Linked DNA regions of Homo sapiens: region 1 is linked to region 2. The links are chromatin contacts, found by Hi-C or POLR2A ChIA-PET in ENCODE. All regions are on one chromosome and are shown on one strand. Each heading gives the region's core, a stretch centred on a gene start or an enhancer-like site at or near the end of the contact. The rest is flanking DNA. Distances are from core to core; before and after follow the strand shown.

The links. A loop is a pair of places that touch in the nucleus more often than their neighbours do. ChIA-PET counts read pairs that join two places held with the same protein, here RNA polymerase II (POLR2A). Pooled maps may share reads with other maps.
Region 1: a loop to region 2 is called in a map of endothelial cell of umbilical vein, with 6 times the contacts of the local background. The contact joins the promoter of DIS3L2 here to the promoter of NPPC in region 2. A Hi-C loop is called at or near these places in 3 of 168 maps with a recorded cell type or tissue (CD8-positive, alpha-beta T cell, HepG2 and endothelial cell of umbilical vein), 4 of 37 single-sample maps with no recorded cell type and 15 of 50 pooled maps. POLR2A ChIA-PET finds 5 or more read pairs at or near these places in 8 of 52 experiments (AG04450, H1, HEK293 and 5 more).

The regions. Positions count from the first base shown.
Region 1 is chr2:231,958,702-231,964,067 of GRCh38, forward strand. It overlaps DIS3L2 (DIS3 like 3'-5' exoribonuclease 2), which reads left to right and starts at 3,012. Exons shown (of 21, transcript NM_152383.5): 1 at 3,012-3,064. RefSeq lists an enhancer at 2,890-2,979 and a silencer at 3,110-3,269.
Region 2 is chr2:231,921,987-231,927,645 of GRCh38, forward strand. NPPC (natriuretic peptide C) reads right to left here and starts at 4,410. Exons shown (of 3, transcript NM_024409.4): 1 at 4,174-4,410; 2 at 3,419-3,729; 3 at 1-329. The coding sequence starts at 4,263. The coding sequence ends at 3,439. RefSeq lists silencers at 3,304-3,393, 3,474-3,523, 4,479-4,698 and an enhancer at 5,100-5,659.

The DNA of each region.
Region 1 (5,366 bases), core at 1,762-4,261, 35 kb after region 2:
TAGCCCACTTGACCCATATTTTGGTGTTTCTAAATTCTTCAGCCATACATTTTGAATTTATTGGTTTTCTGACACAGATAACCTGTCACATCTGTTATGGAGAGATCTGTTGTCTTTCAGAGAATATTACTTCTATCTCTTTTCAGGGAGCTTATTGTAATACTTGTTTCAATAGGAACATACTGAAGTAATGGACTGAACGAACATATGCTAGTGGGATAAGCCTCTTGCCGCAAGTCTACTCCAGAGTGTGTTGTGATCTTCCTTTAGCCCACGTGAGGAAGCCAGGGCTCACATCACTTAAGAGGGCACAGTGCGCTGGGCGCTGTGGCTCACGCCTGTAACCCCAGCACTTTGGGAGGCCGAGGTGGGCGGATCACGAGGCCAAGAGATCGAGACCATCCTGGCCAACATGGTGAAACCCCGTCTCTACTAAAAATGCAAAAATTAGCTGGGTGTGGTGGGATGTGCCTCGTGAGCCGAGATTGCACCACTCCACTCCAGCCTGGCGACAGAGTGAGACTTCATCCCCCGACCCCCACAAAAAAAAAAGAGGGCACAGTGATATGTCCACCCTAGCCCTGTAGCCTATACAAAGGCAGGCAGCACACTTTGACAAACGACCAATCAAAATGAGATTTGTCCGTTGAACTTAAGGAAAATAATGGTCTCAGCCCTACTTCCTCTGCTCTTGTCCTTGATTCTCTATTCCTACTTTTAATTATTTTTGGTTTCCTTGGCTTCACCTCCTATTTCTAGTCCTGAAATCTCAGGTTTTCTTTTTATTTTTTTATTTTTTGAGACGGAGTCTTGCTCTGTCTCCCAGGCTGGAGTGCAGTAGCCCGATCTAGGCTCACTGCAACCTCCACCTCCCAGGTTCAAGCAGTTCTCCTGCCTCAGCCTCCCGAGTAGCTGAGGCTACAGGCCCCCACCACCATGCCTGGCTAATTTTTTGTATTTTTAGTAGAGACAGGTTTTCACCATGTTGGCCAGGCTGGTCTCGAACTCCTGACCTCAAGTGATCAGCCCGCCTTGGCCTCCCAAAGTGCTGGGATTATAGTCATGAGCCACTGCATCCGGCCACAGATTTTATTTCAATCCTTTGTTCTCTTCCTCTTCTAGGTCTTCCCCTTCCTGTCCCCACTGGCCCCTCTCCTATCCACTGAATCCCTGGATGCCTGACACCCTCTGCCTCCTGTCCTTGCTGGGTTTCCTCTACCCTCTACATTTCAAAGACAAGTTTTGCTGAAATCACAGTTTTCCTGAGGGTTCTAGAAAGGTCTGTGTGAACATTAAAAAACAAAGGTTCCTTGGGTTCATTTAGTCTTTAAGCAAACATCGATTGAGGCCTGTGTGTGTGGCAGGTACTGCAGATGCAAAGTTTTCCACCTTCATGGAGCTCATAGTTACTAAGGGAAACCCTGAATTTTCTTAGACTACTGCAACGCACTGGCCGGGTGCGGTGACTCACACCTGTAATCCCAGCACTTTGGGACAAGATGGGCGGAAGAGTGAGACCATCCTGGCTAACACGGTGAAACCCCGTCTCTACTAAAAATACAAAAATTAGCCGAGAGTGGTGGCACGCGCCTGTAGTCCCAGCTACTCGGGACTGAGGCAGGAGAACTGCTTGAACCCAGGAGGCGGAGGTTGCAGTGAGCCGAGATCGCACCATTGCACTCCAGCCTGGGCGACAGAGCGATAGTCCGTCTCAAAAAAAAAAAAAAAAAAAAAAAGAGAAATATAGGCACAATTTAATGCATCTCTTTTCCTTTTTCAATATGGAGCATACGGTGGTTCAAGCATCTGTCCACATTGTATTCCCGAAGTTTGATCCCTACCCTGCCCTGCCCTCCCGTCTTTCCTTCCCTCTCTCTTTTTTTTTTTCTGGAGTGCAATGGTGCGATCTCGGCTCACTGCAACCTCCGCCTCCGGGGTTAAAGCGATTCACCAGCCTCAGCCTCCTGAGTAGCTGGGATTACAGGCATGTGCCACCACGTCTGGCTAATTTATTATTTTTAATAGGGACGGGGTTTCTCCATGTTGATCAGGCTGGTCTCGAACTCCCGACCTCAGGTGATCCGCCCGCCTCGGCCTCCCAAAGGGAAGTTTGATTTTTCTATGGTCACCAATGGACACTTGATCTCCATAGCTTGAGAATGGCGGCCATCCCCTCACTGGCATTCTTTCCTCTTGTGCTCTCCCGAACGTTCTGGCTGCTCTTTGGATTTCCTTTTCCTTTGCTCACATCTACAATATTGGTGTTTCCTAGGTCCCGTACTTAACGATTGTTTCCTCTCAACACGCTTCCCTGGGCGGGCTGAACTGTCGGGGGCTTTCTCGGCTGCGCTTCCTCTCTCACCTGAAACCCTCTTCCCAACCCTTTATACTAGGTCGACGTCTCCAACATCAGCTGCTCCCCACCCGTGTCTGGGTGGGCCCCTTGGGCAGGCTCCCCTAGTCTCCTTTCCTTCGATCATCCCCACGTGCAGGACGTCATCTGCTTGCTCTGCCATCAGCCTCACATCCTGAGGGCAGGGACCATGCGGGGGTTGTCCATCTCTGTATCCCCAGTGCCAGCACTGCACCTCGCCCCAAGCAGTTGTCCAATAAATGAGCAGTGAGTAAATGAAAGAATGAGCAAAGCCTTGTAACAGGAAAGGGGCCGGCGGCGTCTGCCGTGCAAGACCTGGCCCAGTGGAGCAGAGCCTGGAGGTTCAGGAGCCGGGTCTGGAAGGCTCCTTCCGGTGGAAGAGGGGCCCGGAGCCAGCCGGCGCCTGGCACAAGGCGTCTCAGAGGCCGCCCACTGGGAGCCAACCGTTGCAGCCAGTTGTCCCCGCGAGCGAGGCCGGAGAAGGCGCGGCGGCCCCTGGCCTGGCCATTTCGCCCTTGTCGCAGCTGAACCGCCGACTACGAGCTCCTGCACCGCGCACACACCCCGCGCGCTTCGCTCTCGGCCTCGCCCGGCCACCGTCGCTCTCTAGAACGCCGCGCCCGTGACCCGGAAGAGCATTCTCCTTAGCAACTGCGGGACTGCGGCGGCGCCGGCCTCCGGGGAGAAACGGTGAGGCCCTCACTCGCCTGCCCCCTGCACCGCCTAGTGCTGCACGACCCCCTCGGGACCGACCCGGGGTCTGGCCTCTGGGGGGCTCCGCGGCGCTTCGCCCGGCACCTGTGGTGGCGGCCCGGGACGAGCGTCTTCCGCCTCTGGCGTTGCTCCCCGGCCCACGCGTCTTCCCTGTCCCGCATCTCCCTCAATGTCCCCAGCTCCCCACTCTCCGCTCCTGACCGACCCGGCCTCCCAGGCCGCGCTTATAGCGCCGGGGCCCTTGTAGCCTAGGATGGCGTGAGGGGAGCGAGACCAGAATTAGAGCCTGTTGCTGTAGAGAGGACGCCTCCCGAGGCTCGGGTCACCTGTGGACGCGTTCTCTAGGGTCTTGATCGAGATGTTCAGGACTGGCAGGGATGGGGAGCCTCGGGAATCTTGAAGGGCAGCCGCTTAATTATAACATGTCCTTGACGTTTGCGCTTTCCACAGTGATACACTTTATCTCCTTTATTGATCATAGAGAGTTTTTTTTTTTAATAAACTTTTAGATATGGGGGATACGCATGCAGGTTAGTCACATGGGTATATTGCACCCAGGTATTGAGCATAGAACCCAGTAGGTAGTTTTTCAACCCACATCCCCCATCTCTCCCCTCCTTCCAGTAGTCTACAGTGTCTACCGTTACCTTTTTTTTTTTTTTTTGAGACGGAGTCTCATTCTGTCGCCCAGGCTGGAGTGCAGTGGCGCGATTCGGCTCACTGCAAGCTCCGCCTCCTGGGTTCATGCCATTCTTCTGCCTCAGCCTCCCGAGTAGCTGGGACTACAGGCGCCCGCCACCCCGCCCGGCTAATTTTTTTGTATTTTTAGTAGAGACGGGGTTTCACCATGTTAGTCAGGATGGTCTCGATCTCTTGACCTCGTGATCCGCCCGCCTTGGCCTCCCAAAGTGCTAGGATTACAGGCGTGAGCCACCGCACCCGGCCGACTGTTCCCATGTTTATGTCCATGTGCGCTCAATGTTTCTACTCCCACTTGTAAGTGTGCTCAATGTTTAGCTCCCACTTATAAGTGAGAACGTGTGGTGTTTAGTTTTCTGTTCTTGTGCTAATTCGTTTAGGATTATGGCCTCCAGCTCCATCTGTGCTGCTGTAAAGGACATGATATCTTCCTTTTTTGTGGCTGCATAGTATTCCATCCTGTACATCCACATTTTTTTTTTCCAGTCCACCATTGATGGTCACCTAGGTTGATTCCGTGTGTTTGCTATTGTGAATAGCTCAGCCGTGAACATACAACTGCATATGTCTTTTTGGTATAATGGTCTGTTTTCCTTTGGTTATATACCCAACAGTGGGATTGCTGGGTGAAATGGTGGCTCTTTAAGTTCTTTGAGAAATCTCCAAACTGCTTTCCACAGTGGCTGAACTAATTTACATTCCCACCAACAGTAGTTTAAATGTTCCCTTTCCAAGGGAGCCTAATGAGGATCTGTTGTTTTTTGACTTTTTGATAATAGCCATTCTGACTGGTGTGAGATGGTATTTCATTGTGGTTTTGATTGGCATTTCTCTGATAATTAGTCATGATCATGTTTTCCATATATTTGTTGGCTGCTTGTATGTCGTGGTTTTTTCTTTTTGTATTTCTTCTGAGAAGTGTTCATGTCCTTTGGCCATTTTTAAAAATGGGCTTATTTGTTTTTTGCTTGTTGATTTAAGTTCCATAGGGATTCTGGATATTGGACCTTTGTCAGATGCATAGTTTGTGAATATTCTCGCCCATTTTGTAGGTTGTCTGTTTAATCTGTTGATAATTTCTTTTGCTGTGCAGAAGCTCTAGTTTAATTAGTTCCAACTTGTCAATTTTTGTTTTTGCTGCAGTTGCTTATGGGGACTTAGCCAAAAATTTGCCAAGGTCAGTGTCAAGAAGTGTATTTCCTGGGTTTTCTTCTAGGATTTTTATAGCTTGAGGTCTTTTATTTTATTTTGAGACAGGGTCTCACTGTCACCCAGGCTGGAGTGCAGTAGCGTGACTGCAGCTCACTGCAGCCTCGATTTCCCAGGCTCAAGTGATCCTCCCACCTCAGCCTCCCGAGTAGCTGAGACTACAGGTGCGCACTACCACGTTCGGCTAATTTTTGTATTTTTTATGGAGATGTGGTTTTTACCATGTTGTCAGGCTGGTCTCTGACTCCTAGGCTCAAAAGATCTGCCTGCCTCAGTTGCCCAAAGTGCTGGAATTACAGGCATGAGCTACTGTGCCTGACTGAGGTCTTTGCATTTAAATCTTTAACCCATTATGTATATCATGAAATAT
Region 2 (5,659 bases), core at 3,160-5,659:
ATTTACAAACAGCAATGTTTTACAGCTGGTTCTGTCAGTCTCTTAAAAACTGTCCCTTGTCATCAAGTCGGTGTAGGTGTGTGTGTTTCATGTATATAATATATATATAATATATAACTTTTTATTTTTCATTTTAAAAAAACAAATAATAAAATCACAACCCCCTCCCCAAATAATAATAAAACAGCTGGTGTTGTGTATTCCCAGTACCAGGAAAAAAAAAGAAAGAAAGAAAGAAATGTAAAAGCCACATTGCGTTGGAGGTGTTTCCAGATGCTGGAGGCTGATGACCAAAGATGACCTCAGCACAACGGAGCCAGTTCCCGATCCTGAAACACAGAGTGAACACGGGACGCTCAGTTCTGGCCCCTTAGCTGAGAAATCCTAGCAGGCAGGGTGGTTCTAGAACCTTTCCTCCCCTTCTCCCAGCAGCTTGAGGGATGTTCCCCTACCTCCGCCACCCCCCCAACCAGGCCTTCCTGCAGAGGGGAGGAGCCCCCCATTGCGCACTCCCCAGGCCCCTTCTGCTTTGCTGCCCCAGTACAAGTGGAACCAGCGTGTCTGCAACACTCCTTCTTCCCCCAGTCTAACCACAGGCCTTGCCCTTGGCACTCAGGGAAGCGCAGTGAGAGAAAGAGAATGGAAAATCTCCCATCCCTTTTTTGCTACAACGCAAACCCTCAGTCAGTGCTCGCCCGGGGTTCGTGTGTCTGAGTGACCATGGATGGAAGGAGAAGAGAGACATCTCAGGATCAGGAATCCTGGGCTCAAATCTCTACTCTGACGTTGGGTCCCTGGATGACCCTGGATAGCTGGGAGTGTTCACCCATAAAATTGGATAATAGCCACCTCCTAGGGCTGGCTTTCAGATTCAACAGGGAGCCTCGGATCGGGCATCGGCAGTGTCTGGGTCACAGCTGCCACCCAGTAAACAGCACCTCCTTCCCTAGCTGGTTGTGCAGAGGAAAGGGTCTGGGTCCAGGTCCCCTTCAGGAGCAGAGGAAATGGTGTCTCACACCAGCCTTGGGGAAATGCACAGTCATGGGCTCTGAGTGTTGTTAGGGTAAACTCTCTGCTAATGGGTGTGTGGGTGCCCCGGGGCCCAAGGAAGGTGGCCTTCAGGGGCGTTCAGTGCCCTCCCAAAGGACAGCATGCACAGAGGGGACCTGGGCCAGAATGGCTTGATGAACCCTCCCCCACTCCCTTCTCTGGCTCTGCCGTGAGTTTACACAGATGACAGCTGTCTGTGATGTTGCTGGGCCCCAGGGGCAAAGTGTTCATTCAGGTTTCACCTACACCCAGTCTCTGTCATTAGCATTTTACAATGAATACCTAGAACCATCAACCACCATCATTACGGTGGCTTAGAGCCCAGGTCACCCACTGCGTGGAGAAACAGCCACAACCTCAAAGAGTTTTCATTAATGTGAAAAATCTAAGCTGTCTTTCTCTTTACGCCCAGTGATATATCCTGGGCATCGTCACCAGGAGCCTGCAGGAATGATGTTCTGCTCTCTCACTGGGAATGGGGGGCAGTGAGGGTGGGGTTTTTATTTTTCATTTAAAAAATCCCAAATAATAAATCCACACCGCCCTTCCCAAATAATAATAAAACAGCTGGTGTTGGGCGTAAGCCGGTGTTGAAGGTGTCGACGGTAAGTGTTCATCTATGCTAAGAGAGCTGGTAGGAGATTATTGAACCCCCCTGATCAAAGGGGTCGAGAATTCTTAACAATGTGGATTCCTCCTACACAGCATCTTTCACCACCCGTTTGGCCATCACTTGGTGACCACAGACATCCAGGCCCAAGAACAAAGCCCCTGTGGGGATGCGCATTCCAGGTACGAACCAATGGAGAGTCACTAACATTTGCTCAGGTTCTAAAGTTTGAACTTGATGCTTAAATCAAACTGAAAATTTGAGGCCTCAGACTCCGTCTCTTTGTTGTTTAGACAGGAGAGAAGAGAGCAAAGGCATTCCAAGGGTAGCTACTGAAGGCTGGTCCCCAAGTGTCAGAATCATTCTTCTCCCTGTGCAGGGGAGAGTCAAGATCACAGACAACTACAGCCTTTGCAGAACTGGGGAGAGGCCCACAGCCGAGTGAGGTCTGGCTGCAAAGAGAGGAAGGGCACTGGTTAAAACCTCGGGCAGGTGGGAGTGGCCATGGGCCAGGGTGTGCTGGTTTCTCTGGTCATTGACAAATATTTCCACGAGTCTGTTCGGGGTGCAGTGGGTCCTAGAGTGCCTTAGGCCAGCACTTCGCCCTTAAGCTGTTCAATATGGAGAGGTGAATGGGTTCACAAACTGTGAAAAAGTGTTCTGTACTGTAAAAAAGAGACAGTGTGCTGGACAGGCGCTCTTGTTTCCCTCCGGGAGAAGATCCGACACTGACAAGGGTTTCTGGGGAGGAGACAGCAGCTTGCCCGTAGCCTGGGATGGGACAGTCAAGGTGTGGGACAGGCAGTGGCAGCTGCTGAGCTGGAGGCAAGAAAGCGAGAAAGCCAGGTAAGCCTGATCCTAACGCACATGACTGTCAATGTCAGAGGCTGGGATGTTATTCAGTGGGCACGGGCAGGCGGCAGGAATAGAGAGGAGGGAAAGAGGAGAGGTGAGGCTCTCTGCAGCAGTAAATTACCACCACGCGGCACCCGGCAGGGGGTGGCGGTAGGGCAGAGGTTTCCAGCCCTAGTGCGGGGTGAGACCCCACACCAGAAACGGAGCCCAGAGCACCGGTTGGGTCGGGACAGGGTTGGTGAGGGACTCTGGGACGTGTTGAGTTCGAGGCTGGGGCAAATAATATTTACTTTAGTGTCTTTCCTATTCCCTGAAATAGTGCCACAAGCACTGAGATTCACCCCCGAAGCCACCAGGCTGCAGCTGCCTCAGGACCCTGGACAGACCAGTTTGCCCACTGCCTGGGTTTAGAGAAGGGACAGGAATCGGAGTGTCCCAGGCAGAAGGGCGCTCTGACAGTGCCAGCAGAGGGCTACTCTCACTACAGGGGGCATGGTGGCCAGCAGATGATCGATGTCCCCTGGACTTGTGGGTGTAACCTTCCTTCTCTGCTCCCACAAACCCATGATCTCCTCTCAATCCCCCCACCAGCTGGCCAATAGGGGCCAGTGCTGCTAGTTCAGCTACGGTTCAGGGGTGGGTGAGACACCACCAAGCCTGTTTCTGCTTCTCCAGAAGAAGCCAGGTGGGTTCAACCAGGCTGAGCCGTTTCTGACCTTGCCAAAGTTCCCCGATCACGTTATCCTTCGCTTTCTTTGTCTGTAAAGTGGGATAATAAAGGGGGCGGCTGGCAAACGCCTAGCACAACTTGAGCAAAGGCGGCTCGCGCGCCTCCGAAGGCCGGCTGGGCGGCGGGCGGTCCCGGGCCGGGCTGGGGCTGGGCGTCGGGTGGGCCGTACTCACCGCCGCCAGGGGGCGCCGCACTAACATCCCAGGCCGCTCATGGAGCCGATTCGGTCCAGCTTGAGGCCGAAGCAGCCCTTGGACAAGCCCTTCTTGTTGGCTCCTTTGTATTTGCGCGCGTTGGGGTGCTCTTGCAGAAGGCGAGCCCACGCTGCCCGCGACTTGGTGTCCACGCGCAGGTCCCGGAGCAGTCGCGACCGGTCGCCCTTGAGATTGGCGCCCCCGCCCCCGGGAGCCTTGTCGCCCTTCTTCTGACCGCCGCCCGCAGCCTGCGGCTCGGCCAGCTCCTCTGCCGGCGGGGTTCGCGGGACCTGTCCGAGGAAAGAGCGGGCAGGTGAAGGGACACGCGGCTGCAGCACGGGGGACTCTGATGCTCCAGCCCCACGCGCCCGCCGGCGCGGGGTGTCCCTCCCAAGCCCAGAGCCGCCCCCACCGATGCCGGCCAGCTTGGCCCCGCATCCACCTGCCACGCGGCCGCCTTCGCCGCTCCCTCCGGAAGCCCCCTGCCCTCCCTTTGCTGCTCGCCGGGCAGGCCACACTGGGGTAGGGGGCTGCGCATGGGCCGATGTTCTCCGGAGGCTGGAGAAGTGGACCCCCGAATCCGCGCTTCGAGGGCTCCCCGGCTCTCGCCCACGCGCATCTCGGAGGAGACAGCCGCCTGCCTTCCCTCTCTCCTGGGTCCTGCGCGCCGCATTCTCCAAGCCCCCAGCCTCCCACGCCTCTCCCAGGCTCGGCGTCCCCACGACAGCACCCACCTTCGGCGGCGCCCCGGGCTTGGCTTCGGAGGGCCGGAGGGAGAGCAGCGTGAGCAGCAGGGCGCAGGCCAGCAGCTGGGAGAGATGCATGGTGCCGCTGGGGTCGAGGGGCGCACACGGGCGGCAGCGAGGGCGCGCAGGTCGGCGGGCAGACCAGCAGGGGGATGCGGAGCAGGCTGGCTGGGCTGCAGGGCGAGCAGGGTCCCAGTGCTGCGCGGCGCCGGCTGGGTGCGCTCTGAGCCCGTGACTCTGCTCGCGCCTTTATAATCCAACCTGCCGCTGATGTCATCCTCCCGCCCACCGGGCCGCCCGGGCCAATGACACCACGCACGCGGCCGCGCCGAGGGCCGGGAGGGGGCCGCGGGGGCTCCCCTCCCTTATCCCACCCCGGAGGGATCCCGCGGCTCGGCGGGCTCGCTCCAGGCTGCACTTGGAGCTGCAGAGCTGAGCGCACAGGGGAACTCCATTTGCAGCGAGCGCGCGCCCTGGCCTGCCGAGCATCGGTGCGCCTGGTGCCCTGTGCACCCACTAGGTCCTCATCGCACTCACTCTACCTGGAAGGGATACGTAGCCCTCTTTGCAGGTGCAAAGACAGGCTCAGAGGAATGAAGTCACTTGCCCAAAGTCATACAGGCATAAAGTTGGCGCTGCCCGAAATCCACGCAGCCCTGCTTGTCGCCAAACTCTTCCCTGGGCACCTGACAGCCGCGGGATGGCATTGCAGCTCCGCCTTTCACCTGCCGGTCAGGGCGGGAGCGCAGACCACAGCGACGTCGTTAGGTTGGGGAGGCAGAGGATGGGGTTGGAGGACTGGGGTGGGAGGCGCAGGGAGAGCGGGGTTCGCCTGGGCCGCAGGGGGGAGCGCAAGTCTTCCACACTGGAGAGTGCAGGGGTGTCGCCAGCCTGAGTGTTTGAGCGCAAGGCGGGAACGAGGGGACTGCGAGCGCGGAACCAAGATATTCATGCTCATGCGTGTGCTCCGCGGCATCGTATGCTCGCCAGTTACTGCTCTAGGTTCACGTTCAGCCGGTTTCGGCCACACAGAACGTCCCGGGGTCTGACTCCGCTGGTGAACTCCCTCTGTGGGAACAATGCGCACCTGACCTTGCCTGCACCCACGCGAGGATCCGCTGCTGGGGGAAGCCCGCTCCAGTATCCTGTGCACTTTCACAGGCTGGGGAGAGAGCTTCCTAGCCAGCGGCCCAGTCCAGCCTCTGCCAGCCGTGACAGGTGGTCAACTTCCCGTTTTTGACTGTAGAGAGGTCCCCGTGGCTCTCGGGACATGGCCACATATCCCTACCACTCACGAACTTGCTCTCCTTGCACTGGGCTTCTCGGTCCCTTGGACACTAAGGAGTGTGGTGGGCATTTGGGCACTGCGGTGTGGGCCGCAGAGGCGGAGAGCCCAGATCCCCCGAATTGATTGAAGAGCAGGAATCTATGACTGGCTGCTGCTGAGCAGGACGCAGGCTGGAGAGAGAACAAA